Regions from separate parts of the Homo sapiens genome. Here regions 1, 2, 3, 5, 6 and 7 are each linked to region 4. A link is a loop called in an ENCODE intact Hi-C map of the cell type or tissue named here. Cell type or tissue: HCT116. All regions are shown on one strand. Links, peaks and the distances in the headings refer to the core of each region. The heading gives the core; the rest is flanking DNA.

The links. A loop is a pair of places that touch in the nucleus more often than their neighbours do. Peaks named below come from ENCODE experiments on the same cell type or tissue, not always from the same donor. Only the 100,000 strongest peaks of a DNase experiment are listed, where the experiment ranks them.
Region 1: it touches region 4 in a loop (17-fold over the local background); 48 of 110 quality-filtered maps call a loop at or near these places.
Region 2: it touches region 4 in a loop (4-fold over the local background); 14 of 110 quality-filtered maps call a loop at or near these places.
Region 3: it touches region 4 in a loop (2.8-fold over the local background); 8 of 110 quality-filtered maps call a loop at or near these places.
Region 5: a loop joins it to region 4, with 5 times the contacts of the local background. A loop is called at or near these places in 10 of 110 quality-filtered maps.
Region 6: a loop joins it to region 4, with 2.0 times the contacts of the local background. A loop is called at or near these places in 31 of 110 quality-filtered maps.
Region 7: it touches region 4 in a loop (19-fold over the local background); 10 of 110 quality-filtered maps call a loop at or near these places.

Annotation. Positions count from the first base shown.
Region 1 is chr4:156,473,419-156,478,014 of GRCh38, reverse strand. No RefSeq gene overlaps it. Among named protein-coding and RNA genes, the nearest start is that of LINC02272, 170 kb to the left of the region's middle. In HCT116, for the core only: a CTCF peak has its summit at 2,529; DNase peaks (open chromatin) are centred at 1,474 and 2,514.
Region 2 is chr4:156,675,315-156,679,910 of GRCh38, reverse strand. No RefSeq gene overlaps it. Among named protein-coding and RNA genes, the nearest start is that of LINC02272, 35 kb to the right of the region's middle. In HCT116, for the core only: a CTCF peak has its summit at 2,501; a DNase peak (open chromatin) is centred at 2,430.
Region 3 is chr4:156,690,391-156,694,986 of GRCh38, reverse strand. No RefSeq gene overlaps it. Among named protein-coding and RNA genes, the nearest start is that of LINC02272, 50 kb to the right of the region's middle. In HCT116, for the core only: no CTCF peak of the experiment used is centred there; no DNase peak of the experiment used is centred there.
Region 4 is chr4:156,966,097-156,970,692 of GRCh38, reverse strand. All of the region lies in intron 1 of PDGFC (platelet derived growth factor C), which reads left to right. Among named protein-coding and RNA genes, the nearest start is that of PDGFC, 3.4 kb to the left of the region's middle. In HCT116, for the core only: a CTCF peak has its summit at 2,009 (motif pointing right); a DNase peak (open chromatin) is centred at 2,002; H3K4me3 peaks cover 605 bases; H3K27ac peaks cover 654 bases.
Region 5 is chr4:156,166,222-156,170,817 of GRCh38, reverse strand. No RefSeq gene overlaps it. Among named protein-coding and RNA genes, the nearest start is that of CTSO, 210 kb to the right of the region's middle. In HCT116, for the core only: a CTCF peak has its summit at 1,713 (motif pointing left); a DNase peak (open chromatin) is centred at 1,707.
Region 6 is chr4:156,777,222-156,781,817 of GRCh38, reverse strand. The region is part of intron 3 of PDGFC (platelet derived growth factor C); the gene reads left to right. Among named protein-coding and RNA genes, the nearest start is that of LINC02272, 140 kb to the right of the region's middle. In HCT116, for the core only: no CTCF peak of the experiment used is centred there; a DNase peak (open chromatin) is centred at 1,857; H3K4me3 peaks cover 471 bases; H3K27ac peaks cover 2,042 bases.
Region 7 is chr4:156,292,600-156,297,195 of GRCh38, reverse strand. No RefSeq gene overlaps it. Among named protein-coding and RNA genes, the nearest start is that of CTSO, 340 kb to the right of the region's middle. In HCT116, for the core only: a CTCF peak has its summit at 2,402 (motif pointing left); DNase peaks (open chromatin) are centred at 2,445 and 3,106.

The sequences.
Region 1 (4,596 bases), core at 179-4,178, 490 kb after region 4:
CCAAATATTTCATGAGACATACTTACAGTTAAAAATATGTGTTGTTTTATCTGAAGTTCAAATTTAATTGGCTGTCTTGTAATTTTATCTTCTAAATACAAAAACCCTATAGAGATGACAATAGGACTAAGTGGCCATGAACCAGCTGAAGTTATAAGGAAATTTAAAATCGTGAGGAAGCAGAAGCTGTGACAGATAGTACAGTTTGAGGGTAAGCAGAGGTCCTTAGCTTGCTTTTATTAAACAAACAGGAAGATAATTTGCAACGAAACATAAAAACTATAGCTTTTATAAATCTTTCAGAAAAAGTCAAACACTGTGCTAGCATTGGGCAAATGAAAATAGTCAATTCATGTAAAAGATATAAAGATAGCTAACAAACTTGTGAAAATGTGTTCAACTGCTTCCTAATTGAGGAAATGACAAGAGAGTAAGTTTTTTTAAACCAAGTTTTATAAGTCAAGATAAAAAAGATTGACATTGCTCAGAGGTATCAAGAACATGGGACAATTGGGTCTCCATTTTTTGGTAAAAATCTAAATTGTTATAATAATTTTTAGAGGAGTATGTGGTGATATATAGCTAAACATATGAATGAGTAGTTGAAATATGTGACCATAAGTCAGGAAACCTCCTTTTACCTTTCTTGGGGTGATGTTGAACGACTTAGGCACCAGAGCAGCTTGGACTACAGGTGTGAGCCATCATGCCTCACAAAGTTTTAAAATTTTCTGGAAGAGACAAGTTCTCATTTTGTTGCCCCGGCTGGTCTCGAACTCCTGGCCCAAGCGATCTTCCCACCTTGGCCTCTCAAAGTGTTGGGATTACAGGTGTGACCCACTGCACCCAGTCAGGTGTAGTCCCTTAAATCAACTTTTTTTTGTACAATGGAGTCTCACCAGCCATTAATGAGACGAAATCAAAGATTCATCCCCACACAGAATCCCTAGATAGGTAAGGAATTCCTTTCTATATGTCTCAAGTCCATCTTATTTCGATTTTTAACTTTTGTTTCTTTAATACAAGCCGCCAACTTCTAGCTTGTAACTGGTTTTCCAAGAACCACCTTTGTCCACTAAAAATTCCTTTTGCATCCTAAACAGAATAATCTTTCTCAAAGTGCAAATCTGCACCTTAGAATATTCAACACTTTTCCCTCCCTCATCCTTCTCTTGCTTGGAAACATTCATCGGCTTCCTCTTGCTCTTAGGATAAAGACCAAAAAGCAAAGACCGAAATCCTTGACATGACTTATTGACTACCATTTCAGCCTTTTCCACCACATTGTCTTCACCATCTGTTTGATGAGACCTGAACCTCTTCAGTTACTGGAGCTCATGATACTGTCTTCCTGACAGGCTCCAGACTTGATCTCTCTCTGTTCTCTATTTGATTGGTTAGTATTACTCATTGACCATACCCTAGCTCTGCCCTGGCTAACTCAGGAAATTCTTCTCTAGTCATGGGTAAAATTCCCAATTAAATAAGCATTTGTAGCACTGTGGTGTGTTTCTCTTTCTTAGCACTAACCACATTGGAATGTTATGTCTTACTTGCGTGGTTGATTCATGTCTCTCTCACTCACTAGAGACTAAGCTGCATGAGTACGTGAATCATGTCTGGTTTTCTCTCTATTATGGGATCATATTTGAAAAAAGCTCTCTGAATGAAGGAGTAAAACATTGATCTGTTTTCTACACATGATGATGGGCTGGGAGCAATGTAAGTAGGCATGAGGGAATTTCCATCTAAGTTTATGATAGAGGTTTAAGTGTCCCCACATTACCAGTGATTAAAGAAGAGAGAAGCAAAGTGTCAGGTTAATATCACCTTTTTCTTAACCTTTATCTGGCCCCATTTTAATGAGGTCTTTCCAAGCCATTTTCATGACTTATGCACCATGGTTAAAGTTACCCTTTTTCAGATGAGTTGTACCCAATGTGGGAGAAGACAAAGTGGGATACTTGGTGCCAAGTTTAAACTGATTTGGGTGAGACTATAGTTCCATAGTCTATGTTAACTTTCGGCCTAGAACGCTTTGCAAATTCAGCATAAAATAGCTATACCAAGCATGTTTGGAGTTTTCTTGAGCCATGTACTGGTGCGATATAATCTATTAGTTTGATGAAATAAATGGAAATAACTTTTAAAGGGAAAATGCTTTTTATAAGTATGGCTATCTGTCAACTTCGTTGTTTTTCCTTATAACTCTCTCTGAATATAAGAGAGCAGTACCGATTGTATATTTTCTCTCACTATCTTCCCAAGACTAGCAATCTAATTCAATTCACTGAGGTTGAGTCCACTAGAAATTTTGTTTGTTGTCTTCATGCTTTTATTCTAAAGATAATTTAAAAATTACAAAACAGATCTGGAAAATGTCTAATGATGTAGTTTGCTGAGTATAAAGAAGTATTAAATTAGGCTAAAAGTCAGGAGCTTTCATTATGTATTCAACATACTGAATATGATATGGTGTTTGGTATCTGCTGCCAGAGTATTGCTTCTAGACAGGCTAATCTGTACTCCAAGAATGACACCCTGTGGCTGAATAGATCAATAGCAGAAAGCTCATTTATCATTCTCTTCTTTGTCTTTTAAAAAAATAGTCATTGCAAAATGGGATTTATATACAATTCACTTTAATAAAAAATTATTTTATGACAAAGCCCCTTAAATGTTTAAAATGGATTGAAAAGGGCTAGCATGAATAAAGAAAACATTTCAATATTTATTGCTCAATGTATGTGCTATATATGAGCTATGTCAACATATATCATTAACACATAGCAATAATTTGTTACACAAGTAGGTAGGGATTTTTCTCTTAAAAATAGTTCATAACATTTCATTGTGTTTAAAACTTGAGGAGTGTATTCATTTCTGTTGTTTTAACTGGAGCCTCAAGGCAACACTGAATAATCTCTAATAGCTATGTTAATATTTCTATGTTTTACAATTATAGAAATGCAAGGTAAATGAGGGTTAAAAGAATTTTCGTTTTCTTTCTTTTTCTTTTTGAGACAGAGTCTCGCTCTGTCGCCCAGGCTGGGGCGCAGTGGTGCAATCTCGGGTCACTGCAACCTCTGCCTCCAGGGTTCAAGGGATTCTCCTGCCTCAGCCTCCTGAGTAGCTGGGACTACAGGCGCGTGTCACCACACCTGTCTAATTTTTTGTATTTTTAGTACAGACGGAGTTTCACCGTGTTAGCCAGGATGGTCTCAATCTCCTGACCTCATGATCCGCCTGCCTCAGCCTCCCAAAGTACTGGAATTATAGGTGTGAGCCACCGCGCCCAGCTCAAATTGCTTTTGATTCTGAGTAATTTACTTATAGCTTGAATGTATACTTATAAGTTAATACTATAACAAAGCAGAGTAAGATTTTTTATTACAAATGGATATAATGTAGTTTAGCCATGTTATAAACGTGATGCAGAAAAACACAGTAATATAACAATAAAATATACAATTATATAAACACATTTTAATACATTAAACTAGAAAGAAGAAAATTTCTTATTTAAAAAATCATTCTTTATTATCCCTGCATTTAATGCCTCATGATATTCCTATCACTGCATTCCTTTTACTTTATTATTTTTCATTTTTCTTCCATTTTTATTTTAAGTTCCCAGGTACATGTGCAGGATGTGCAGGTTTGTTACATAGGTAAACAGATGCCATGGTGGTTTGCTACACAGGTCAACCCATCACCTAGGTATTAAGCCCAACATCCATTAGCTCTTCTCCCTGATGCTCTCCCTCCCTCTACCTCCCCATCTCAGGCCCCAGTGTGTGTTGTTCCCCACCATGTCTCCATGTGTTCTCATTGTTCAGCTGCCACTTATAAGTGAGAACATGAGGTCCTTGTTTTTCTGTTCCTGCATTAGTTTGCTGAGGATAATGGCTTCCTTCTAATTTGATCTTAAAAACCCCACATTTTCTTGTGGGCCCTGAGTGTTTGGGTCAGGGGGAAGCAGCCTCTTGTAGAAGCATGTCTATATAACTTATGCTTTGCTGTCCCTGATCTGCTACTTATTTGGAGTAGCTTGGAGGGTAAGGAGGGATATGAGTCTGAGCTGGGAGCAGCAGAGATCAGACCAGTGAGGGAGTTGTATGCCTCTGATAACTGTGAGCAAGCTCTCTCTCCCTAATTATCCTGAGTTCCTTGTGCAGTCAAAGCTAGAATTTCATCCTTTCTCCTATAAAACAAATATTTTAAATGCAATTCCTGGATTATATTATCCAGATTTGAAAAACCTTGAAAAGCTTTTCATATACTTGCTTTAAAATTCAACATATTTCTCTCTAATTACACTTTAAATGCAAACGAAGTGCCTGCCTAAAGGGCGTCCATAGACTGACTGGCTTCATAGTTGAATAAATGTTTAATTTTTACAACTGATATACCTTGTCCAGAGTACAGATAAAGCTTTTGGAAAAAATGATAAAACTACCAACAACACAGCAAAAAAGTCATTGTAAAGAAAGAGTCAAAGAAGATAACAGGAAATGTAAGTTATGTGGCTAACCCAATTTGTGCTCATATTTTGCTGTCCTGTCTTAGTTTACAAAAATGAAATAAAAAATGTAG
Region 2 (4,596 bases), core at 332-4,331, 290 kb after region 4:
CTTGATTTGTATTAAGGCTCCAACACTTTTACTCACTGCTGCTTTTGCATCATCAATGTAAATGTTGAAACACTGAAAGAAAGCAAATAGCATCTCAATATTATCACAGAATAGTTTTGACCTTGAAGATTCCCCAAGAAACCCACAGGGATCACATTCTAACAACTCCTATCCTAGCTATAATTTTAAAATCGCATTGTGTCTAGCCAGCACCAGAGAAAATTCAGATTTCCAGTTGTTGGTATTAAGGTAAACATAATCTTGCTTCTGGACTCTCACTTTGGTTAAAGTGAAGGTTTCCTGCTTGGTGGTGCCTGAACCTCTAAGAAGACAGAGAGCTAGGCTTCACTGAGCTTACAGAAGTGTGAACAGCTAAAAATTGTTGGTGGCTGGTCATTTCTACCAAAAACAGCCGAAAAGAATTTTGCCTGACAAATCTGAATAAAGTCGGTTTATAACATTTGTGAAATCACTCATGAAAAAGAAAGTGTTTCCCATCTGCACTCGTTTACTTGTAAGGTATAGATCCCAGGTTCTTATAGCAACACAACCTACCACCTAGGGTTATCAAGAGGAATAAGAGAACTATGTCTTTTTATTCTTTTAAGCATGTAGAAACTGGTTATTTCAATGCTTGGCACATAATGAGCCCTCCCTAAGGCTGGCCACTACTCATATCATTATTGCCATCATCACTATTATTACATGTCACTTGGAAGGAATTTGAATTGGTCAATAATATTTTTTGCCTAGCATGAGAGCTATACAGAGGAAGGAAGAGGAATATTTTAGGAAGTCAAAAATAATTCACTTAGCTTGCAACCCAGGAATGCCCAAAGGAGAATGGTAAGAAATGAAGGTGGAGAAGTTGGCTAAAGAGTCCTTTGCAAGTTGGGATGAGGCTTTAGACTCCAATTTTGCAGGTGTAGGTAATTGGGAGGCCATTAAAGGCTTTTGAATGGTATGATTGGGGTCTGCTTTATCAGATTAATCTGGTAGCAAAATGCATCTTGCATTTCGTAGAGGTAATTCAAGATAGATACAGCACCTGGACACATGGAATGTACCTTGCCATTTTGACACAATTGTCTATCAGATTTCAATGTTAAAAACATAGTGTGAGTCAAAGTTTAGAAAGAGTAAGCCTCAAATTAAGGAATGTTGCCACTGAAAGATTAATGTGATTGGAAATTCTTTGGGTTATAGTTAGTTTTGAGCCAAAAAAATAAAAATAAATGTAAGGCAAACGTTGTCAAATTGTTTAAGTTTAGTGCCTACACAAGCTTTTCTCAGTACTATTTTAATATCCTAGAAGAGCTATAATAGTTGGTCACAAAATTATTTTTTAGGCCAGATACATATGAGTTGGGCAAGGGATTCCTTTGTTTATCATGGTGTCCATATAGTTTTCTGATGTCTAAGAGAAAGGGTTGGATTACATAAAAACAGAATGTTAGATTTGATTTTCTTTTTCCCTTTACTTATAGATATTTAATTACTAGTAACTAACCCCATATTGCCTATACCCAAGGAACACAGTGATAGTGAAATTTCAATGCTTGGCGATGAAGATGTATTTAAGTCATGACATAAAAATAGCCACGTGGTTTTACTCACTCTTCCTGAGTGAAAAAAGAAAGCAAAACAAAAGAATACTCCCCAAACTCACTAATTCGCCATTGTGATCCCCTAGAATATCCCCTTTCTAGATAACAGGTCTCAGTGAGGAAGACTGAGGTGATGAGGTGGCACATTTATTTTTTTTTCTAGCCACAGGAGAATCAACCACATAATTATGTCAACCTATTTGTCTTTCTCTAATATTTGTATTTAAACATAAATTTGTGTTCATCATGTGTGGCTGAAAACACTGCTATTTTCCAGTTCAAATATGGCTAACGTGATTAGAGTCGTCATGGAGAAGAAAAAGTACTCTAAATGTGACTGACTAATTAAGTCTGGTTTTCTAGTGTGGAACAAGAATGTACTTCCCAGCGGGCTCCATGTATTGGCATCACCCAGCTGTTTGAAGAATTTTCTTGATGAAAGCAAAAACCGAAGGAGAACAAGGAAAAACAGGTGGTGTGTCAACAGCAAAGTTTCAGTGTGACATCTGCAGGTGGCTCTGTGGATCCAGGGTCAGGGAAATTGACTTCAAAAGAGTCTTCCTTGGGATGCCAAGTCTTCAGAAACTAAATGAGAGTGGAGAGAGTTAAAAGAGCCTTAAAAATAGTAAAAAGGGGAAATAAGGCATATCAAGGCATTCATAAACTTTAGAAAAGGATTTCATTCTGTTCAAATACGTCTATTTATCTCTCATCTATCCAATATACATATCACTCTTCTTTTTGGTATAATATTAAAACTGCAGAATACTGTATGTTTCGCTATGTCCATAATCACACACGCACACACACACACACACACACACACACACCTCAAAACACCTATGAAACCTTTTATTGTCTTTTATTGTCATCTCACACCAAACCAGTAGGGTGTGCTCGTAACTCAACATTTTACTCGCCACAGCCCCACCCTGACCCTGTGGTGTTTTTACTAACGGTAAACAAAAATAGCATATGTTGTAAGAGACAAAACGCCCAATCTGCATGTTGCTCTTGCATTTGGTGTCATGGCTTATTAAAATGACATATTATGATATACTTGCTTTGGTTTCTCTGCTGAAATGTTGATCAATGTGTTCCTCAATGAAATGAAATGTTCATCAATGTCTTCTGGTGAGTAATCCCCCAGTCACCAAAATTTCTGTCTTGTCTCCTGAGTCTTTCTTTTGGACAGCTGGCATTATTCAGAATTGGTTATAGGAATCCTTCTCATAAGTAAATACTTACACAGAATGATGAGAAACTAAATTACACTGCTAAATCATGTCTATATTTCATCGCGTAGTACTTAAATGAACAATGCAGAAGCCATCTAGTAACATATTCCACTGCTTTTTACTTTTAAGAAGCAGACCTCATTTTTCTTGCTGGAAAGTGAAAAAATATAGTTTGACAAAAACTGACCTGGAGTAGAACTAAGAGACAAAAATTAAGCATGAATACAAACAGTTCTTTCCAGGATAAAAATAGCAGAACATTGCACTGGCTTTCCCATTTGACTTTGTAATTTGTGGATGTAGAACACACTTAGTGGCCTTCATGGGCTGTACATGTAAAAAAGTTGGCTGAAGGATGCAGACAAAATGGATAATATGAGCTCATCTGTCTCCAAACACTGTTTGGTTAATGACTGTGTAGACTACAATTGTTTAATTGTACCTGGAAAAGCTAAAAAATGACTAAGCTTAAAAATGTCAAAGCGTATTCGCATTTGGATTGGCCAATAGTATATTTGCCCATATTTCTATGCAAGGTCAAAGTTAGGAGAGGATATATCTAGATATTCTATGACACCCCACAGGTCTCATAGATGTAATTCTTCATTGGGAATATTTAATATGCCTTTTTAACAAGGTGAAAACAAAAGCACACAAAAAGAGGTTATACCAAATATGAGGCTTTTTAATTATTAAAACCTTTATTTAAAAATGAATTTGCTGCAGTGTGAAAAATGCAAGTCATGATATGCTATCCATGCTTTTCCTTTCACCTCCTTCCTTGCAGTTGTCAGGTGAGAACCATGCTAGTGGTTCTGGCCAATGGACTGTTAGCAGAAATGACTTGTGTCAGGTCTGGGTTGGGATAGTTTAGAATTGGTGAGTCTCTTTTAATGCAACCAGTCTTAAAGGCACATGTTCCGAATGGCTGGATATTACTTACATTAGGGCCATCCAACACATATCAGTCTCTATGGAGTGAGAAATAAACCCTGTGTCTCTTAAGCTTTGAGATTTTGGGGTTTGTCTGGTAGCAAGCATCAAGAATCCTGATTAAAATATAATGTTACTAGTTTTTAAATAAGTATGTAAACTATATTTTTATATAATTGTTACAAATAAAAGTGTTTAATTCAATTATTGCTTATTTATTTACAAATAGATAATGTATTAATAGAGTTCATGATTTAAAAGTGGAATGGGCTATAGAGTGAAAAAGCCCTTTTCAATTTCTGAACCCCTGATCACCGATTTCCAATCCGTAGGGACAGACAATGGCAATAGTTACTTATATCTATTTCCAGAGATATTCCACATATATTGTATTCTTTTTTGCACAGATGAAAGCATACTATATACTATTCTTTATTTTTCTTTTGGTTTACAAGAAGTCTTCATATATTAGGAGTATTGGCCTTTTGTCTATGATATGTATTGCAAATGATTTTTCTCACAATTTCATCTGTCTTATGACAAATGCTTTTCTAATGAAAAATCATTTATTTTAGTTGAATTTATGTATCAAACTTGGAAGATTTCTGAGATGATATTTTAAAGTGCTTACCTGCTTTTGTCTCTATCTTTTGTTGTTTTATTTCCTCACAGTTAAAATCTTGATAAACCTGAGGAGAGTTTCTAATTATGCATCCAACTTTAATGTTTTCCTAATAGCTACATAGTTGTCTCAATTCTATTAAATACTTTGCTCACTGATTTGAAATGCAACTTTTATCACATCTACTTTTCCATAA
Region 3 (4,596 bases), core at 160-4,159, 280 kb after region 4:
GGGGGTAAGCACTTACTTTACTTTGTATGTGTTGTGGGTTGAATTGCATCTCCCCGAATTGACTCACTGAATTGTAGCCCCCAGTACCTAAGAATGTGATGTTATTTGGAAACAGGGTAATTACAGGTGTAGTCAGTAAAAATGAGGCTATAATACAGGAGGGTGGGCCCCAATCCAATATGACTGCGCCCTTATTATAAAGGGAAATTTGGACACTGATATGCATAGAGGAAGAATGCTATGTGAAGATGAAGGCAGGAATTTACAAGCCAAGGAAAACCAAAGATTGCCATCAAATCACCCGAAGCCAGGAGACAGGTACAGAGCAGATTGTCCCTCACAGCCCTCAAGAGGAAACAATCCTGCTGACACATCAATCTTGGATTTGTAGCCACCAGAATGTTGAGACAATAAATTTCTGCTCTTCACGGTACCAAGTTCCTGACAGTTTATTAAGGTAGTCCTGGCAAACTCATGTAGATGAAAAGCATATTCTTCCTGAAAGGCAACTTTTGACTCTAAAGAGCACAGGCAACACTTTTCCCCCTCCCAGTGACTGTGAATTATCAAACTTGAAAAAGACAGCATGCCTAGGAATAACATTTGGCACATTTAGAAAAAGATATCCATTTAGTGGACTGTGTGAACAAATCTCTGAGCTCAGAAAGAGAAGCCTCGGTTTGAATCCTGCTCCTCAGGATTACTGTAAATTTGGAGGCTTGTTACTTGATTTCTTTTAGCCTAGGATCGTTTCTAAATATGAGTCCCAGTTGTATCTATTTCCATAGCAGTGCTTTAAGGAATAAGTGAGAAAAAACAGGTAAAAGGACTAGCATAGTGCAAACACAGGATAAAGACTCAATGAACTGTAGCTAATATTGTTATCAGCTATTATCAATCTCTCTTACTGTTTTAAGAATCACACATCAGAACGTTAAAGTTACACATTATACATTAAACCCTTAGGACTGTAACAGTTTTGACTTTGCTTTTTTTGGGGTCACCATTGACTTCTTACAACATACTTCTAAAAAAGCTGTGGCTTGCTGGTGTACAACTATGAGTATAAAGAAAAGCATAGACTAAGCCAACTTAATTGGAGTTGAATATTCTGGAAAATTTAATGTACCTTTAAATGGTGTTTGCTTTAAAAGTAGTGTGGAGGTCAAGTCCACGGAGTGAATTGTACATAGTGGCTGCTAATAACACTTTACAGGTGTCTTATCACCTTCTACATCATAACTGGTTTATGAGTTTATTTCTATCCCTGAAATGTGAACTCCTTGAAGGCAGAGATCTTGTTTGTCTTTTTTTCTCTCTAGCCTCAACACACAGTGGCATAACTAATGTGTTCTGAGTAAGTTGAGAGCAACCCTCAGTAAACAAAGAAAAGAGGTAATACTACTTAAAAGATGGTGTTATTTTGTACTTCCCCCAGTCTAGTGAAATTAACACTATACTTCATAAAGTGATGGTTAGGGTAAAGTTATAGAAAATATTTTCTTTAACTCTGATTTTGCTTCTCACTTTAACAAAATGATCTATACTTTCTTAGGATTAAAGAACATTTTTGAATAATATACGTTAATGGGTACATTTATCTGGGTTATTTTCCAGAACTTTTCTATAATAGCTACAGTTATAATTTTTGAAATGCTTGGCTACACTTATGTTTAGTTAAATGTTATTCAGGCTCTAAAGCTTGTGGTAGACATGCATGTATTGAAGTTAAAAATTAGCATTTAACATACAATTTTATTCTCTCTCATACACTTTATAAATCCCATTTTTCTAATACACTTTAAAGGCAAGTGGAGCTGCAGAGAGATATGTGCAAAACAAAAAATATGGGTTAATAAGCTGAAAATAAGGTATCTGAAACAAAATGTTGTTTCCTGCTTAGGTCAGACTAAATTCACTGTTATTTTTTCACATGTTATTCTTAAAAGTACAAACCAGTAATCCTAAGAACCTAGCTGGCATATAAAATCAAGAACCAAAATATATATATTTTAGCCCAAAGTTCACAGGAAAATGTTCATTTTATGATATAATAAATGTAAAAATGTGTACATATATACTATGGTAAAATAATTCAGGACTTTATTTTTAATTTGTAAAAGTATTTTTAGAATTGTATGAATAAGGAACAACCAGTGTTTTGTTTTAAACTGTATCAGCTTTCATCATTGAAAACTATGTTTTATATTCATAATGATGAAAATTTATAGCTATTTGTGTTTTTGATATCTTATGGAGAATGAAGTGACCTCAATTCAGTCCTAAAGAACAGCTGGCAACATTACAAAAATACCTAGTCCACATAGCATTTTATTTATAAGCAGAGAAATGAATAAGTGTAAAAAGCCATCTTTACTTTTATCACCACAGAGTTTCTGGTTGACATGGGAACAGGTGGTGTGGGGGGGTTACTATTTAAGGTTTCAGTATCAGTTTAAGACAATGTAAAAGGCGTGTGTGTGTGTGCGCGCGTGTGTGTGCATGCATATTTGTGAGAGAGAGACAGAGAAAGAGAGAGAGAATAAATAGATTTTCTTGTTATGAATAGAAATCAATTTTGATCAGAAAATTCTTTAAACCAAAATTTTCTCAAGCATCAGTTGGGCAAGGCAATCTTCTTTCAGCCCCATGCGTCCTTGTACATACTTGCTGGGTATGCCAAAAATGCAAGACCTTGACCTGTCTTCTTAACCTGAAGCATTTCTTAGGATTGCATTTGTCCTTCAGGCTTGCTTTGTGCTTACTCAAAAAGCAGTAGATTTCCCAAGCTCCCATTTGTCAGTTGTGATGATGCAAACCCACTGCATGCTTGGTATCCTCCTGGCCTGTTGTGCCTCCCTTGTGGAACCTGGTGGGTAGGGGAATCAGTGCAGACTTGATGCTCATGCTGCTTGCTGTGCTACTTGCTTGTCTCTGACCCAGGAGACTTGTTTCTTCTGCCAGTATCCATGAAACATTGACAAGTTTACTAGGGGAAAATCCCAGACCCAATAGTGTCTCAGAAATGAAATTGGAAAATGTACATAGTAAAAAGGGCACTAATGAGAGGGGCATAGAAGAGAATTTTGTGTTAAGAATGTCTTTCTTTTTAAATTTTTTGAGACATGATCTTGCTCTGCCCCCCAGGCTGGAGTGCAGTAGTGCAATCACGGCTCGCTGCAACCTTGATTTCCTGGGCTCAAGGGATCCTCCTGCCTCAGCCTTCCAAGTACCTAGGACTACAGGTGCATGTCACTGTGCCCAGCTAATTTTTTGTATTTTCTGTAGAGAAGGGATTTCACCATGCTGATCTTGAACTCCTGAGCTCAAAAGATCCGCCAGCCACAGCTTCCCGAAGTGGAGGGATTACATGCCTGCACCACCATGCCCAGCCAAGAATATCATTCTTGACAATCTAAGATGCAACCACAATATAGCTAATATTTTTTTTCAATCCACCGTTTTCTTTTGGTATAAAAATCTTCAGTGGAACCAAAATTAGTTACAAAATACTTTCAATGTAATTAGATATAACAAATCAAATCTTTTGTACTGAGGTATTGTTACATGCTAGCCTTATTCAAAGAAAATATTTTATAACTACTTTGACAGCAATTTAGAAGAAAAATCACATCTGGAAAGCCTTTTAAATGAATTAAATAACAGCATATTTTGAGCTATCCAACATCAAGATGATATTTTATAATTTGATTGTTCTGAGCAGTATTGATTTGAAGGTTGAACTGTCTCCTTACTGAATATAGTATGGAATAATAAAACACCTGTAATATAATTTTACCAATCCAATTTTTCTTTTATGAACAGTTTTGGAGACAGCAAGCTTAGGTTGAAAGCACTGGATTGCAGGTACTCAGCATGGAACCTAAAGTATCTCCAAGAACTGCAATAAATATATTAATATTTGGAGATAGAAGATTCTGATTCCTCTGTGGCCTCTTAAATTAGGTGCAAAATGATATTCTCATGTTTGAACTTTTAAAGAAATGCTGTCAGAGCTATTTAACATCTGTTAAACTATCTTTTAGTTTAAAACAAAAATGACTGTATATTGATTTCTGTCCCAAAGATTATGCTACCAGAAACACATGCTATTTTATAAACAGGGAAAGAAAATAGGCATTAAAAAAAAAGAAAGCGTGGGCCATATATTTGAAAATATTACATTAGTAACAAAAATGAGAAGAATCTTTCAGTCCATTAATTTTACATTTTGCATCTCTTAGTATTTGCGATGTTTATGGCTCAGAACTCTTATTTCATCATGAGGAAGGGCCTAATGGGGATCATTGCACACAATAATAATGAGTTCCTGGCTTAATTTTTCTTACACATTTTCTGTTTATCCCTCATTCTTTTTACTCTGTGGTTTAATGCATGCTGATTATTGTTAAATTTACTTATTTTCTTCTTTCTTCATGTGACTTTTAGGTGCTACTTTATTTTTTAACCCATGCATTTGCAACGAATAAATTTAGGGGTTGTCTTAGTTTTTTTTTTTTTTTTTTTTTTTTTTTTTTGACAGAGTCTCACTCTTTTGCCCAGGCTGGAGTGCAGTGGCATGAACTCAGTTCATTG
Region 4 (4,596 bases), core at 198-4,197:
AAGGTATCTTTGGTCTCTCATTACATGCAAATGTGCGCTGCGTTCATTGGCATGGACTGTTAAAGGTTAAGTGTAGTTTGCAACTTCGGGAGCTGCCACAAAGCTCCAAGAGGGCAACGTGAGTGCCACTGCTGAGTGAGGACATTCTGGGAGCGATTGTGAACGTCATTTCAAATGCACATTGCAGGTTCGCTCATTGCTAAAGTTAGAAGTTCAAGAACTGCCTCTAAAAACGAATCCAAAATGAATGAGCCTTGGCATGTTTGACTTTACTCAGATTTGGGGAGGGCGAGGGGGGTCGGTCAGGAAATATATCAGCCGCATTAATTGAAGCACTCTAGGTCGAAGTCATCAATTAATCAATGAGTAGATAGGAAATATAGAGGTCAAGAGGCTGTGTGGTCGTTTTTAGAGGAATTAAAAAGTGTATTTCTCTTGCTCCCTAGTTTTTGTTTTTTAAACTTGCCTTTGTACTCTGAAGTCCTTACCTTTCTGGTGGTGTGTTTTTGTATGTGTTGGTGAATGACTGCTATTTTGTGTGTGCTGGAAACGACTTAATCCTGCATAGGAAATGAGAATTACTTTCAGCTTTCAAGTGTACCTGAAATGTTTAGAAAACTCTCAGATGCAAGTTCCCTTGGGCTGGGATTGCACAGAGCTGGAGAAAGGCTCCTTTCATAAAGCCAGGGCAGCTTCAGGGTGTGTAATTTGCTTAGCCTCTGAACCCATATGATTTACATCATTCAATTTCTAAACTCTTTTTCTCTTCATCTACCATTATGAAGTCATTTTTGAGAATACTTTGTAAATAGAAATTTTATACTGCACATGAAACCACAATGTTCATGTTAGGCTGTCTAAAATTGGAATATTTAACGCCCTGTTTACAAATGGTGGCTCTTACTGTAATTTGAAAAGGAATATACATGTTTTTACTGCTTTGTATATCATCTATTCAGAATGCAAGGATTCTGTCACTTGATTAACCATGCAAAATGAACACAAGTGGCATACCTACAAAATTAAGATAGGATGTGCTATAGTTTTAAGTCAGAGTGATTTTTTTTCCTTTTCATATTGGGGTGTTTCAAGACTTCAACTTTGAATTTAAACTCTATGAAGTGTTCATGTTTAAGAAAGCACAGAAAGTTTTAGGGTATAAAAGTAGATAAAATAAGGATTCTGCCGACTTTTGCAAACGTTATTTGTATTTGCTGTTGCGCAGCAAGACATAGTATCACATTTATCAGCTAATATTAGTGTGGTGCTTCTTACAACTTGCTAATGTGATGCCACATGGCACCTGCAGGCTCCTTGAGCTGCTGATCAAAGGGCAGCCTAGGGATGTATCTCTAATCACAGTAGCTGCAGAGGTCTGGGGGAAAGTGATCAAAGGAGCCACAGCACCAGCTGTACCCGTGCAGGAAACACATCAGACCAACCTTTGTTCTTTCTCATGTAAAATAAATGTCCAGTTCAAAATATTGCTTCTTACTAGCCAAGCTCCTCCATAATGACAACAATGCACAATATTCCTGGCTTCCTGGCTTCTGTTTTTTATTGTTCCTGTCCCATATCATTTCTCCTATTGCCTTGTCTTATCAAGCCTCTCTTGGCATCTGCCCGAATCTCTTTGCTGACCTGTGCTTCTCTTTGTCCTTTCCTTTTAGTTCTCTCTTGTGATCCCCATGCTATCATCACTTTGTAAGGGTCCCAGAGCTGTCATGCAGCATGTGGTCATAGGCCACTTTACCCAAGTAGATTCACACCTCCAGGAGAGATGAGTTCATTAAGCCAGGCCACACACATTCTGTTGCCATCTGAGGCTGGGCCATTTCCATTCCTAAGATGCATGATGCTAAAAATTGCTGCTTGTTTCCTAATCTGTGGGTAGAGGATTAGGCTATGTTTGGGGGTTGGTCTATGTTAAGGATGGCAGCAGGAAGTAACTAGAAGTAGAGGAACTACTTGTAGTTTTTAGCCCAAGGAGAAGTGGCACTGGCCAGCACTAGGGGGCAATATAGAGCTATTTTCTTGCACATGCTCAGGTTGATTTTTATACGTAAATGTTTCAAGATTTGAGGGTAACAGGTGGGTGCTGAAGAAGATTCCCCTGGAATGTAACCAGATTTGTTAGAGCTACTACCATTACCGTTACTACTACTACTTCTACTTCTTCTTCTTTTTGTCTTTCAAATTTTCCATTATGTGGGTAATCTTTTGCCCACATACTGAATTATGATTGAATTTTGATTGCCCTGTTGCTGTCTCAATTTTGACAGTTGTACAGTCCTGTAAATACGAACCCTCCTTGAGGATACCACGTAGAAGATCCCATTGGCCCAGTTTGTGCATTGCATCGTTTTGTGACAGGTCTTCTCTAACTCTGAAATGTCCAAATTGATATATTATGACTGTAGCAGCTCATTCTTGTCTCCAAGGACCCCTCCTCATGATACTCTCTTTTCTTGAGTATTCTAAAGTCCCTAATGGTGATTACTCAATCAGGTACCTCGGGCTGCTCAGTTTTAATATTAACTTGGTATTTCAAGAGGAGGTAGAATTGGAAATTGATTGCTGTAGCCAATGCTGCATACATGGATTTAGACTGGATCATGTGGACATGGTTCAGAATTAGCTTTGAAGGGTTAGTGTCATTTACACTATTGTTAGGTATCTGGTTTTTGACCTACCATTGGATTGCAATTCTTGCCACTTTTACTGTACAAAGTTTTATCCTCTAATATTATAAGTTGACTTCATATACTATACTTAATTTTTAACCTTACTTCTGACCCTGTCTCACTTATGAAAACAAGAGTCTTCAGATTTAACTTGAGGAAAGAGATTAAAAGATAACATTGACTTGCTTGGAGGGTGTCTGGCCTGTATACTTGTTGTATGACCATGGTGAAAAATACTCATATTTTGTGCACACTGGTTTTAGATGAGAATGCCTATTGTGGAATGATTAAGTTCTGGGACGGTGCTTCTGAGTTGTAGCAGAAAGAATCATACACCCAGGAACAAAACAAAACCTACTTTGTCTGTTGCATACAGCACAAAGAGATGTCAATGACAAAGTTGTTGGTGGAGGAATGCCTCTTCTACCTGTGTTGTTGGTGAGTGATTTTTAGTTTACTCATAGATTAAGAGCATGCGTATCATTTTTTTCTCATTTTCTTTAGCCATTCTGAATTTTGATTTGGAATATGCCGCTCTTCGCTACGGTTGGTCTTATTAACATCAGTTATTGTATGTGTTCTTTTTCTCAAGGGCTTTTGTGGCATGTGGGGCAATTTACTTTGGTCTGCTGGTCGTGCCCTTTTGCCGGTATCTTGTGTTTATGGATTTTCCATCTCTTTTTATCAGTGCCAGCTTTCTCTTCCTACTGTCAATGCTCCTGTATCTAACAAAATTTAAATTAAAAATGGAAAATTAAAAAAGGTGCCCAGTCCCCTCGCCATCATTTTTAGGTGGCAGCTTCAAATCTCTGTTTTATCAAAAACAGATAACCACAATATTTAGAACAGTGTCCAAGAGTAAATAGGCTCTAACTGCAGACTAAAGGGACTTTCCTGTAAGTTTCCCTGTAAGTTTTATTGCGTGACCTTTTTGACATTTATTTTTGTTGTTTAAAGGCTTTTTTACAAAAAAAAAAAAAAAGAAAAAACTTCCTCCTGGTTCTCTGCTGTTTGAAATAGTTGAGGAAGTTGAACAAGTACAGTGCCATTATGTAATGATGAATTTTGTCTTTTCACAGTAGGTGATTAAAAAGCTCTATTATGTGGTAATTTTTCTTCCATATCAATTTTAATCATAGATATTGGATGGATGATATACTTTGCTTTTACCACTGAAAGGTGTTTAGAAAGTACAGAGGTTTGTAGGAAGCCTCAGGGACTAATATATCGTTTGTTAAATAGTTGTAAATAGAGGATGGGATTGGACATTAAACTTCCCTCAGTGCTGCCATCTCTTCTACGACCTCTAGTTCTGTCTCAGGCACGGAAGCCTTAGCTTTGTCTACTTGTATTTCACCCTTCCTGAAACTTATTTCTTAAATATCTTCTGTATATTAGCTTCCACTTCATGTTTTTTTCAAGCTTTAGACTGATAAGGTTCTAAGTTTTATCTATAAACTTTTGCACCCTTTGTGGAAACAAAATTCTAATGATAAAGTGATATGTTGAATAAGTAATAACAAATTAAGACATTCATAAATTTCATAGTAAAAAAAAAAAGTTTCCAAGACTGATGATATTTTCCCCGTAGGTTTCTGTTTGTATCAACCAAAATGGTAGAAGTCATAAAGTCCCTTCATTTACTTACTCTGATTTTCATGTTTCTAATTTGGAAGCATTATACGTAATCAGAATATATAACTCTGTGTAACTCTATGTAATCTCTATATAACTCATTTATTAAGCAATCTCTGTTGCTTCTTGATCTTTTGGGTAAGATCAGTTGTAAACAATCTGTATGTTGTATTATTTTTCACCACCACTGCCTCCAACTATGATTTTATTTTTCAAATCTCCCATTTTTTAAATCTCCTAAGGAGACATCTAATATTTGATAATCATTTAGTATGCA
Region 5 (4,596 bases), core at 172-4,171, 800 kb after region 4:
CCATCTCCAGAGTAAGGGAATAAAGTAACAGTTAGAAGGTAGAAAAATAAACGGCCTAGCTTTCCCCTCCTGATTATATCAATCAAAAGTGAAATTAGCAGCCCCTGCCATATTTGTTTTTCATCTCTTGCCCAGATTATGTCTGCATGGAGGGCTGAGAATAATATTTCAGAAGAAGCAGGTAAACTATAAACAACCACAAGCAGGTTCCCCTTTACCCTCCTCTCTTTGGTTACTATCAGTGTCTAGGAGCATGTCCTCTGTAACCACGCATACTTTAAAATTGTGGATTAACTTGTTGCTTTTGAATTGTTTAGCTTTCATTATAATATCTAGATATCAGCTTCTGAAGTTTTAAAGAAATTTTGTTATTAAATGAATGGTATTGCTGATCATTACAAGCAGTTTCTTCAAGATGCCAATATCTATACTTAAAAAAATTCATTGAATATAGTGGAACTACTATACATGGTGTGCTGAGGTGCATTCCTTCCAGACTTAGGGTCCAGTGATGTTCATGTTTGCTTCTTGAAACCACCCATAGTAAGAATAGTTACATCAGAAATGCAGAAAAACATTACAACAAAGGGCATTGCTCTCCTGGGAAGCTGGTTGTTAATGCATAAACCTGAGTAAATCTCTGCCAGTCTTTGGTCTTTTTGCTCTGGGATCCATTCTTCAGCTTCCTCCTAATCTGCAGTGTTCTGCAGATGGCCGTCTCCGAGATGCATTCTTGGGTTCCCTTGTAAGCTGGTTGCCAGCTGGTTTCAAACAATGGGAGCCACCTACAGGAAATTGTCAGATGAAGAAAAGGAAAAGCCAGACAGGGACTCTGATAGCAATGGCTTCTCCTCTGTAGCTCTAGATTTTGCCAGAGAGTTGGACATAGTTTTCTTCCAATGTGTCATCTTGGCCCTTGTAACACTGCCTCTTCTCTTGTCCCTGCAGACTTCAAAAGGTAGCAACTTCTTGTAGATGCTAATTTATGAGTTGCCTCCGAGGCCTACATTTGGCTTCTCAGCTCTTCAGAGTTGCATGACCAGTTCCCTGCATAAAATGTTCTTTATTTTCATAGTAAGTTGGTAATATTCTTTAATTTTGCTAGGAAAGATAAACCACGCCGTAAATTTAACAGGAATTTAATATGAAATAATTATTAAACTATGATAGGAAAGCAACTATAAAGATACAGAAGCAATTCTAAAGGGAACCCTATGCTGAAGCTGACTTTCAAAGGAAGGACAAACTTAGAAGGTGGGACCCTCTTCAGGGCTGAGTTCTCATCTTGGAGAAAGCATGTTTGCAGCTCATGGAATAGCAGAGAAGTTTGTTAGGTTGGCTGGGACAAAGCTGGTCTGCATTCATCACACAAGAAAGAGATAAACCTCCAGGGTGCTGGCAAGCCAGGTTGGTCGGCAAGTACACAGAGGAAATCTGGACACTCTGTGGGTGTTATGGGCTTGGAGCATGCAGTGTCAGTATGTTCGGGTGGAGATAAGAAGCCTTGGGAAGGTAGTCATAGGGCTTAGGCAGGGCCTATGAGGTCACTGACGGATTTTGCCTTCTGGGTGTGTGGCTGGACAAGGCATCACTGAATGTTCTTACACACCCACACAGCAGGACTGCAGCAGGAGCCAGAGAGGGCTGAAAATCCAAAGCAAAACAGCCAAAACTGGAAAGAGAAGCCCCTTCCTTCTGTAATGTGACTCCAGTGCCCTCTATTGACAAAGCTTAACATGGTGCTGTGCTTAAAGAGAAATGTTTAAAGCAATCAGTCCATTACTTCAGAGCAGGCACTGAGGGGTCAATTTGGAGGTAAGGGCAATACATAGAAATTAACACAGTGTATTTTCTGTGTTCCTGGTTGGGGTCTGATTAATAAAATTCTCAAAGTTAACGCCTTCATTTTATATTGTTATTTTGTCCTATAATCTTTTGCTGTTGTTCAGTTTTAAAATATCAGATATTTATCATTATTCTTGATGACTCAGTTTCCTTCATGCCTTGGCCTTGATTTAACATCTTTTTTGAATGTGCCATCTACTTTCTACCTTCTTACCATCATGCTAATTCGTATCCTTATCATCTATCTCAGGGAATAGTGTATTTATTCTTGAAGTGAGAAATGACTAACTGCCTCTTTAAATGAAAAATGACTAAGTCCTTCTAATTTACCAGACACTGTGCTTGGCACATGGAATAGTCAGATGTGATTCTTTTTTCTTATATAGCTTAAACTTTAGTTTAGAGATTAAGGACACTGACAGTTGTATAATTAAAAACATTAAAAATGTCCCTGAAATGATGATGATGATGATGATGATGATGATGATGATGATGACAGTAATAGATATAGTCATACACGAGAAAATAGCTAGACAACCTGAGACCAAAGGTTATGCCTGAAGGAGCTGGTGCTTGAGCTTAGTATGATGGCTGAATAGAGGATAATTAGGTAAAGGGGTGGGAAAGGGCATTCCAAATGTAGGGCACATGTTTAAAGGCAGGAACATACTTATTTAATGATCTTCAAGGAGGCCAATCAATGTGTCTGGCATAGAGAGACAGCAATACCGAAGCATCCTAGGAGATGGGGCTTTAACAGCAAGCTAATATTTGGACCATGTGACGATTTGAAAACAATATTAAAGATTTGGGTGTTTTTCCCAATAGCAACGACAATTATTTCCAGTAACCTCTTAACTTGTTAAGCTTCCCTTTTATAGTTTTCTTCTGGCAAGCCTCCAATCTGAATTCTATGTATTTTTTCCAGTTTTTCTTTACTACCATAAAAATCTATTCATGTAAATCCCTATCTTTTTGCATATTGCACTCATATACCTCTTCTACCCTGCCATTATTCTAACCCCACTAAGGTAGGCCAGCCTCCAAGATAGCCTTCAAAGTTTCCCTACTCCATGTTCTTGTGCGGTTGAATCAGACTAAGTTGTGTAAATAATTGCAGATTGTGAAAATGACTGTGTTCTGTGGCATCATCCTTTATTCGTTCTCCTTCTCTCAGATCATTATCTCAGAAGGAAGCCAGTTGCCATATTATGAGAACACTCAAGAAACCCTATGGGGAAACCCATGAAGCAAAGAATTAAGATCTCCTGTCAACAGACAATGAGGAATTAAAGCCTCCTGCCAATAGCCAACATAAATGGAGGCTCCTGCCAACAGCTATGTGAATTATCCATCTGAGAAGTGGACCATCGTTTCTCAATTAAATCACAAAATGATTGAAGTGCGGGCCACCATCTTATCTGCAAGCTCACGAGAAATTTGGAACCAGAACAACCCAGCAAAGCCACTCCCAAGCTCTAACTAATGAATATGCCCATAGTTAGTTACTCTTTTGTACTCTTATCAATCGATACTCTCTGACTTTCAGTAAATCTGACCCCTACCAATTACAATACCAGAGAGAGTAGTTTCAAGAAGCCATCCAAATACTGAGTTTCTTTTGCCCCTAATATTCTGTTACTGATATCTGGGAAGAAATTCCATATGATACTTTGGTCCTTAGGAGATGCACAGGCTTAGATATATGTAGAGTCCCATTTATAAGTATGCACAAAATATTATAACAGTCACTTTTAATCGACCTATACAAAATGAAAATCTTAGATCAAACATGTATCATACATTTATTAGAATGTATTGTGATTATTGATTTGTTTATAAGACTTCTCGTTAACTTGTAAGCTATTTCTGGTTCCGAAATCTATTGGAAAAATGTAATAGATACAGAGAATCATGGGGCTCAGTAAAAAGCATCCTATTAATATTATATCAATTGATCGCAGAGTCCTAACTCCTGTGAATGTGTGCTTGTAAGTTTGAAATATACACAAGATCAGGTCACTACCAGAAATCAGGAAACCAAGAGTCTTAAGAGGCAGAATAAATACTGAAGGACAAACAGTAGGACAAATGGAGAAAACAGACAACTAGCCAAAATCAAACTTTTTCAGGCATCTTAGAGAAGAAGTAGAACAAGAAAATGGAAAATCACCAAGTGATCTAGAGGTATGTTTGAAATGATTATCTCTCATCTGCATTTTGAAGCCAACATTTAAAGAGAATCTTGTGGCTGTTGTATGATGAGACATTCTAAAACATTTTCTAGAAATGAATTTAATTTTTGACTGACTCATGCATATCAGTTCAGATAAAATAGGAGTGTAGTATTTATCCTCTATTTTCTAGTTCCAATGGTGGAAATTTTGCAAATCCACCTTGTGTACTAATAATATTCAGTCTCAGTACTTCCCATACCTGATAATTTCTCAAGACAAGGTGAATCATGATAACTTTTCTCTGCAGTGATAGCTAAAAGGTGACTCTGCATCATAATTTCTTAGTAGGACTCAATGTAAAACTTACCTATTTCTCTAGAAAAATCTCAAGAAAATGGAGCATCTTAAGCCACACTTCGCCACCTAAATTCACTGGCTCAAAACCACAGTGGTAGAGTTGCATAGTGGTGAGAGATCATATGGCCAGAAAAGCCTCAAACATTTGCTATCTGGCTCTTTGTAGAAGACATCTGTTGATCATTGATACAAAGTAATGAAAAGGTTCTATAAGCCA
Region 6 (4,596 bases), core at 167-4,166, 190 kb after region 4:
CTTATACCAGTTTTCCTAGGTAGGTGGAATCATCCCTCCTTTGAATACCTGTTCCTACAGACACACACATAAATGAGGTGTTCACCATGTAATTTTGACAAACGCCCCATTTTCTATGGCTGGTAGGTATGCCTCCCCTACCCTGAAGAAGAGAGTACTGTTTGCATTGTCAGCAGTAGGAGAGTTAGTGAGTGCCTTCTGACAGGATAAAATGTACCTGGGAGGGATGAATGGCAGGTTGCAGGAGGCATACTGCATTAACCGAGGCTTGTGAAATCTGTACAAAGCCCTTCCATTGAGTTCCACTGTGAATAATCTATAGAATGTTTAAAATAAAGGCCATTTTTTAAGTTTGAAATTTAAAAGCAGGATATTTTTCTAGAAAAGTAATTGGTATTTTTACTAATACTCTATTGACCATTTGTTGTAGAATGTGTAAATTTCTGTTATTTAATTCAGACAACAATGGCAAAGGCATTGTTTAACAGGGAGACCAGTTAGAAGACTGTTTCACATGTTGGCCTGAATTGTAAAGTGGCAGCAATGGAAGTAGGGAAAATGGTCAGATTCCAGACATAGTATGAAGATTGAGCCAAGATAACTTGATGTGGGATATGGAGTGTAGCACAGAAAAGAGAGGAGCAAAGTACGACTGCAAATTACGGAATTGGCATTTACTGAAATGGTAATAATGTGTTGATAAGAAATAGGAATTTTCTGGTAGTCCGCGTATAAATGATATGCAATGCTTTGAAACTATAGAAGATCACCAAGGGGAAGCATGTAGACAGAAACTAGAAAAGGTCCAAGCAGAGATCCTTGGGACACTCCAGCATGTAAAAAGAAGGTGATAAGGAGGAACCAGCACTCAGAGCTAAGGAGAAGCATCTTGTTAGGTAAAAGAAAATCTGCAGAGCACAGTGTGTGAAAAGCCACTTTCACACACTGATTGGTCAGTTAGTAAGACTGAAAAAACAGACCATTGGATTCAGCCATGTGGGGGGGTCATTGCTGACCTTTGCATACATTCTAATGGCTTCCCCTGAATTAGCTCATTTTTCCCCTCAAAGCAGTTCACTGGGGGATTTTTCTGTTGCCCTCTCAGTTTCAGCTACTTAACACTCTTTTTATACTGTCAAGACATTTTAAAGTAAATAACTCTGTACCCTTATTTCTTACTCCAAAGTAAGGCCTTCCACTCAAGGCACATACAAAGCTAGAATGAAGTTGAGTGTATTATCCAACTATTTAACTTATTGAACATATAATTGACAATGTCTACCAATATAGCCACTATTCCTGAGCTAGATTTCCACAAAACATTCCACGATTTCCCTTAATGGTGGTTGAGTGATACATTGAATAAATATTGTACTGTAGGATAAATTTCTGTAAGAAAGTGTCTTCAAAGATTTTGGGTTTGAGGTATATATTCTTTCATGTTTTGCAGTGAAGGTGTGTTTTTCTTCCAATAGTTCTTAGTTTACATTTTCTTTCATTGGAAGTTCATCACTGTTAGGCGTTATCTTGAGTATTATAACAAAGCAAATCCACAAGTATTCAATATAAGATTAGGAAAAAAATTCCTGCGATACTTTGTTGTCAAACACTTGCCACTGATAGACGTTATTTTAGCTTTTAAGGCCTGTCACATTGTTTATTCAGAGGAATTGTTTTTCAAATTTTAGTAAAAAAAAAAAAAAAAAAAAACCTTAATTTTGGCTTCCCACAGATGCCATTGTGGAAAGCATTCTTAGTACTATGTTATTTAGTCATCCCATGGAATTCTAGTTTTCCACATTGATTATTACTTATAACCCGCAGTTTGACCTAGGAAGTGGGAAACTGTGTATTGACTCTGACTCACCAGCCAACAATGAGCCTGCTCTGTGGTGGAGTTGACTTCTGTGGAGACCTTCAAATCTAAAGTGCTTGCACTAGGGTGAATTTTTTTCTTTAGTTTGTAGACCACCAGTGCTTTAGGTGAGAAGGTGTTGAGAGTAACAGTGTTTTAGTTTGTAAATCTGGTTAGATAGTAATGGTTCTCCAGTTTCATGATGACGGGAAAAGTGAGTCCGTAGCAGTTGTTTCATCTATCAAGTTGGTAAGAAGGTCTACTTAGTAAATAAACATTACTTTTATTTAAGACAACACTTTGGGCAAAATTAGCCATCTCTTTTTTCATATATCCATTCTTCTCAGGAAGACTTCTGCTCTCCGGGGTTTTTCTGAAACCATGAAACTCATGGCCTTTGAAGGCCAGTTGCAGGTTTGAGCCTTAAAATGTATTGCTTTTAAATGCTGGCTCATACGCTTTTCATACTGGACTGTTGCTGTGATGGGTTATATAGATATGTCAAGTTTTATTCAATTGTCATGCTCTTTGAATAAGAACCCCTCAATTTTAAGCCTTGATGTGAATATAATTGGCCACCTTCCCTAGGATTTCTCACTTAAATATATAATCTGCATTACTCACACCATATTAAAACATCTGTTCTTGAGTAGGAATGCAAGCATTTGCTTTTCATTGCCGGCTTAAAAATAATTTAAAAACATGACCCAGATAACTTTTTGAATGAATTCGGATAAGAACATAGGGAAAGGCAAAGAAGCGTGTTTAAATGAATTGTTTCAGGACATTCTTGTGTCTTTACAGAACCTCCCGTGAGTTGTTCCTGGCAGGCATTTGTGTCTGCATGCCCTGTCTGCTGCTTAGGCTCTTTAAAAGTAAGACCTCTGTACAATATATCAGTTTGACATTACATAAATGAGATTGGAGACACCTTTAAGAAGTGATGTTACCCAAGGCTGGACATTTATTGTCTTCTCTTAAACACCTGATCATTTTATAATATTGTTTTATTTTTAACTCCGACAATAAAACCTAATCTGCATTCCTAACCTTTTGTTAGGTATGAATGAATTGAAAACTTTATCAGTTTGAAGTGTACTATATGCAGTTGACTGGGAAAGTTGCAACATAAATCTTTGTAGGCCCTAATAGTTTTGCAACAGTTGCTATGCTACTCAAGGTAAACATTTATATGTGTGTATTTGTCCAAGGAAGATTCATTTTAAGTGTGTTTTTAAAATTGCACTGGCCACAAAAATCCTAATAAAATGACAAGCTATGGTTTTTTAGAGGTAAGTAATGACTGATTGTGAAATTATAAGTAGTTCAGATAGTACTATTCCAAACAGGAAGTCAGCTTTTCTTTTTTCTAAAAAAGGGGAAAGATGTTAACAAGTGCAGAAAATATTTAAGGTAGCCATAATAAAATACAAAACAGTAAAACACTGATTTTTGAAAAGAACAGTGGAAAAGTCAATAAGAAAACTTAACTTTTGCAGCCAAACTTGCTGTCTTGAGCTTGTTCCTATGGCTATGATTTTGTCTGAACTCCTGGGCTGCCAGTTATTTTTCATTAATAAAAATAGAAATATATTTGTTTTTCAGTAATTCTTACATACTAAGTTCACTTTTTTTCTGGTCCACATTCACCAGGATTTGTGTGATACTTGTTTGGTTACTTGTGTGATTCATAATAGCAGATTCTCGTTTTGGCAAGAGAAAACTCTCTTCTATGATGCAGTATACTTGGCTTCTCACAAAGGCAAGCATTTTCTCTTGTTTTGTTAATAGTGCTCACCTCACAGGTTTTTACTTTTGTTCATTTGCCTTATTTTTTATTTTTTTATTTTTTATTTTTTGAGGCAGAGTCTCACTTTATCACCCAGGCTGGAGTGCCATGGCCCAGTCTTGGCTCATTGCAACCTCCGCCTCCTGGGTTCAAGTGATTCTTGTCCCTCAGCCTCCCAAGTAGCTGGGATTATAAGCGTGGCCAACATGCCTGGCTAATTTTTTGTATTTTTAGTAGAGATGGGGTTTCACTATGTTGGCCAGGCTGGTCTTGAACTTCTAAACCTCAAGTGATCCACCCGCCTTGGCTTCGGGAAGTGCTGGGATTACAGGTGTGAGCCACTGCACCTGTGTGAGCCCTTACAGGTTTTTAAATAAATGCTTGTTGAATGATTGAACAGACATGGTGTAATATTATCCTTTGTTTGCTCCTATAATAGTTAAGTGGAGAAGTTGATGGCATGTATTAGCATTCTAGGGCTGCCTTAACAAAATACCACAGACTTAAACAGTGGTGCCTTAAACAATGGAAACTTGTTTTCTCAAAATTTTGGTTGCTAGAAATTGAGATCAGGGTGTCAGTAGGTTTGGTTTCTTCTGACACCTCTCTCCTATACTTGTAGATGTTCATTTTCTTCCTGTGTCTTCAGATGGTCTTCCCTCTCTACTATGTCTATGTTAAAATGTTCTCTTACTATAAGAACACCAATCATGTTAGATTAGGGTCCACCCTAGTTACCTTATTTTACTGATCTCTTTAAAGACCCTGTCTCCAAATACAGGCATTCTGAGATACTGTGAGTAGGACTTTAGTAGAATAGAAATTTTGAGTGAACTCTAATTCAGCCCATAATACAACGTGTGTCTATATTCATTTAAACATTTTTGGTATCAGTTTTCTAAGCACGGACTTGTTTCCTTCAGATTTTTAGGACCATACTGCTTCTATTTAT
Region 7 (4,596 bases), core at 225-4,224, 670 kb after region 4:
GGGTCGAGTCCATCTTAGCCAGCTTGGCCCACACTATTTTTCAGGGTTTTATCAGCCCTTAACTTCTGCAGCTATTTCAACAGTTTCCTTTTGCTAGTCATGTGAACCTGTTGCCTGGAATTTTCCATTCTCTTGTGACTACCCGGTATTATTTCTTTATCATTTTCATTACCTTATAAATGGCCTTGGTCTTCCAAGAGACTGTTTTATGTGAAAATTGAGGAGAAAGAAAAATGGTTATGGGAGATAGAGTTTTTCCCTTCTTTTAAACATACCATTAGTCCCAACATTGTTATCTGTAAAACTGGAAGAGAAGAGTAGGCCAGATGACCACAAACACTTATATAAGCCTAGTAAGATATCAGGGATGCAAATATGTACAACTATTCCATATGATGATAAAAGTTATATAGATGCATATAACATTGATAAAGTTATGGGAGGTGATTTAAGGTCAAAAACAGTAAGAGATAGAAACTCCAGTGGAGGGGTCAGCCTATGGACCAAATCCAGTCTGGTGCTTAAATTTCGTAAAGATAGATTTATTGTACTGTTAGGTTGGTGCAAAATAATTGTGGTTTTTGTCATTACTATTAATGGCAAAAACTGCAATTACTTTTGCATCAATCTAATATAACATGTCCATCATTTAAATATTATCTGTGGCTGCCATTCATACTACAACTGTAGAGTTAAGTAATTGCAACAGAGGCTGTCTGTCTCACAAAGATGAAATGCTTACTATTTGGCCTTTTATAGAAAAAAAGTTGGTTGATCCCTGCTGCAAGGTATGAAAAATGTTGCTATGTTTATTTAGGCTTGAAACTAATCAACTCAGCCAGGGTATGTGCATATCGATGAAAGAGAAAAATATATTAAATGTTCTAGATATACTATCATTTCAATATAGCAAATATTTAAAAAAAATTAGGATGGAATTTGATTAAAAAGATATGTTTATCATTAGTTTTTTTAAATGAATTAACTATTATTTTTAGGGTTTATCATGTATTTATAGTCACATACTCAAAAACTGTTTGGAAATGTCACAGTTACTTTATTTGAAATTTAACGTCTATTCAGTGGATGTTATCTAAACATTTGGAGGCTCTCCAAAAACAAACAGAAAAACAAACAAATAAAACACACTTACATTGAGGAAAATGTGGAATCCAAGGCCCTGGATTTCCTCCATATCATTGATATTGATAAGAGTCAGTGTCATGTTTGTAAATCATGACTGTAAATACATCAGCCATGTAAAGCTGATCACTTTACATTGTGATGAACTTTACATGCACCTTACTAGGATTAGACCAGCACTGTATGATTGCATAATCATGTGTTATTCATTCTGAAGTGGCAAGCAGAATATTTAAAATGCAAGTACAGAAACATGTTAAATAAATGGAGAAGAGAACATTAATTTTTAGGAGGTTTCTTCTCAGTTGAATGCCTTCCACCCACCACCCTAAATAACAAAGAATAAAGGGATAGAGTTTTATCTTGCTAGAAACTTCCTAAACAGATAGATAATGTTTACTAAGTATTCTTAGTTATAGTTTAGGTTAATAGTTCATCTAGTTTAGGTTAATATTTCATCTCCTGATATGGTAGGAAGATTTCTATGATTTAACAGAAGGGCTCATCACTGAGTAACAGTTACAACACAGTTTAATTGACATGAAATTAGAGAACATTATTTGAAGCACGAAGAAGGGCAAGTATATCCATCTTTTTTCTACCAATGTTCAGTTATTACAGAATCTCCTGGGCTATCCAGTTACTGCCCAAATTACCTGTTACCATGATAAATTACATTTCAATACAAGATGACCACAAGAATATGGTGAGGAACTGGTGCAAAGAGAGAAGAATGGTGAAAGAAGAATTCAAAGTGAAGGAGAATGGTTAGATTGGTGGGAGGACATGGAGTTAGAACAACAGAAGAATTAAGGAAAGAAAGTAATTACAGTTTGTGTGTGATGATGGTACCTCACTTTGGTATTCAATTACCACCTGGCGTCTGCTATGCAAAGAGTTGTTTAATCAGCTATAACTGTTTATGCTTTGGTATTGACTCAAGTCACATATGCTTTTTATCTGCTGCTAAATATTGAAATTACTTTTGTAACTGTAGATATCCTCAAATCTGATCTCCAATTGCTGTTGAAATTTGGTCAACATAATTTCCATGATGGTGAACACTTACTACTCCATTTTCCTATTAGGTCTTGTTTTCTCCTTTACTCATAATTGTCAACTCACCTGGTGACTGGTGCCCTGAATTTCATGTCCTTTTGATCTTGAATCTGCCACCTGTCTAGTTTTGATTCTACCCAGCTGCTCATATTCAGGCACACTGCCTTCCATGTTTTCCTTTTGCTGCCATCTACTGGAAAACCAATTACTTTATCTCAGACCCTCACTGACAACTTGCTTGAAACTATTTTGTTCCCCATACTTAATGCATTGCGTCAGCTAGAGCTGGGTTAGTTTTCCCGGAAGCCAGCATACCCAAGCTGGTAGATCTGCTCCCATATCTAAGCTGTCTAATGATGCTGCAAGTAGCTAGGGACAAAAATACTAGAAGGCTTGAAATGAAATGGCCATAAAAATGAGACGGTAAAATAGTTTTTTTCTTTCTGTCAATTTTACTGAACATGTTTTTTTTTTTTTAATGTACACATTTTGCCACATTCCCAGGGACCTGCTATCTGGTTACAGAATGCTTACTAACATTAGGCTCTTATTAGCGAGGAGGTCGGTTTCCATGTAGAGTTTATATAAAAGAAGCAAGTTAACATTGGCATTGGAGATAGACAGACTTAACATTTAACTCTAACATCAACATTAATAAGCAGTATTAATGAGGAATAATTAGGTATTTCTAAGTCTCAGTTTCTTATCTTTAAAGTTGTGGTTATATTACTGTCTAATAAAATTTGTGATAGAATATTTAGGTCAAATTATGTTAAAGCAAAATGAAACCATCCCCTTCATCTTTTTCTAGACATAGTTCTGGTCTATGACATCATCCCTGTATTTATCTCTCTTTCCAGCTTAGGCAAATTCTTTGTCTATAGGGAATGATGATTCATGTATGTCATGGCCTAACTGGACACAAGCCAAAGGAAAAAACAGAATCTACAAGTAAAATGGAAAAGGCTCTCAGGTTCTTTAGTACAGACAGAATAATCATGTCATTTTTTTAAACCATTAATATGCAATTTACGAGAACTTGCATTTCAGTGATTTATACTATACCTCCAGGTTTTGATTTTAAGCTTTAAAAAGCCATGTTTAAATCATCAGAAGAGACATAGCTGATCAAGTTGAAAGAAGCCAGTTTCTAAGAAAAGCTCATTAATGGACTCTAAACCTAGTGACATTTGTCAGCAATGTTGTTCTTTCTATTCCTTTGGCAAACACAGTGCTAAAAGTGCTTGATGATAATTATAGAATACAGCTCTAATTGAAAAAGAAATGCTTGAATATTTGAATGGTTACTGGTACTCTTATCCTATCTATGCCTCCATGAAAAATCCTGTTGAACATTTGCCAACTTGAATCAGGACCCACTTCATGTGGAGTAGATTAATTTACCCTTACAATCCCCATGCATTAATAAACTTGGTCAACAAAAATGGCAAGGTGGCAACTGTAATGATTTAGGCTCAGAATTTCTTGGATATTGTTTTTTGTCAATGTAAATAACTAGAATAAAGTTTAAATGCTGCAAATTAAGAAAATTCTTTTCATGATAAGGTTAATGCTCACCTTGAAATCTGATATTTTCAAAACATATCTGCACAATTATCTTATAATTATTCAAGTACATTATGAGGATATTTCATATCCTTCCAGTGAGAACAAGAGTTGAGAGAATTTATTGCAATGCGGTAAAGAAAGTGAAAAAATATTGATTTCTGAGTCTTTCAAATGCTTTTATCTTCACATCCCTTTATATTATTTAATCTCAGTGTCTCAGTCTGTTTGAGCTGCCATAACAAAATACCAGAGATTGGGTGGCTTAAGTGGCCGATATTTATTTCTCACAGTTCTGAGGCTGGAAGTCCAAGAACAAGGTGCCAGCTGTCTCAGGTCCTGGTGAGTGCTCTCTCTCTCTGACTTGCAGATGGTGGCCCTTCTTGCTATGTCTTCACAGGGCAGGGAGAAAGACAAAGGGAGCTCTCTAGTGTCTCTTATAAGAACAAGCACATTAGGCCAGGCATGGTGGCTCACGCCTGTAATCCTAGCACTTTGGGAGGGTGAAGTGGGCGGATCACCTGAGGTTGGGAGTTCGAGACCAGCCTGACCAACATGGAGAAACCCCAGCTCTACGAAAAATACAAAATTAGCTGAGTGTGGTGGCGCATGCCTGTAATCCTAGCTACCCGGGAGGCTGAGGCAGGAGAGTCGCTTGAACCCAGGAGGCAGAGGTTGCAGTGAGCCAAGATCGAGTCACTGCACCCCAGCCTGAGCAACAAGAGTGAAACTCCATCTCAAAAAGAAAAAAAAAAAAAAAGAACAAGCACATTAATTCTATTGGAGCGGAGCAGGGCTGCACCCTTAGGACTTTGTGTAACTTTAATC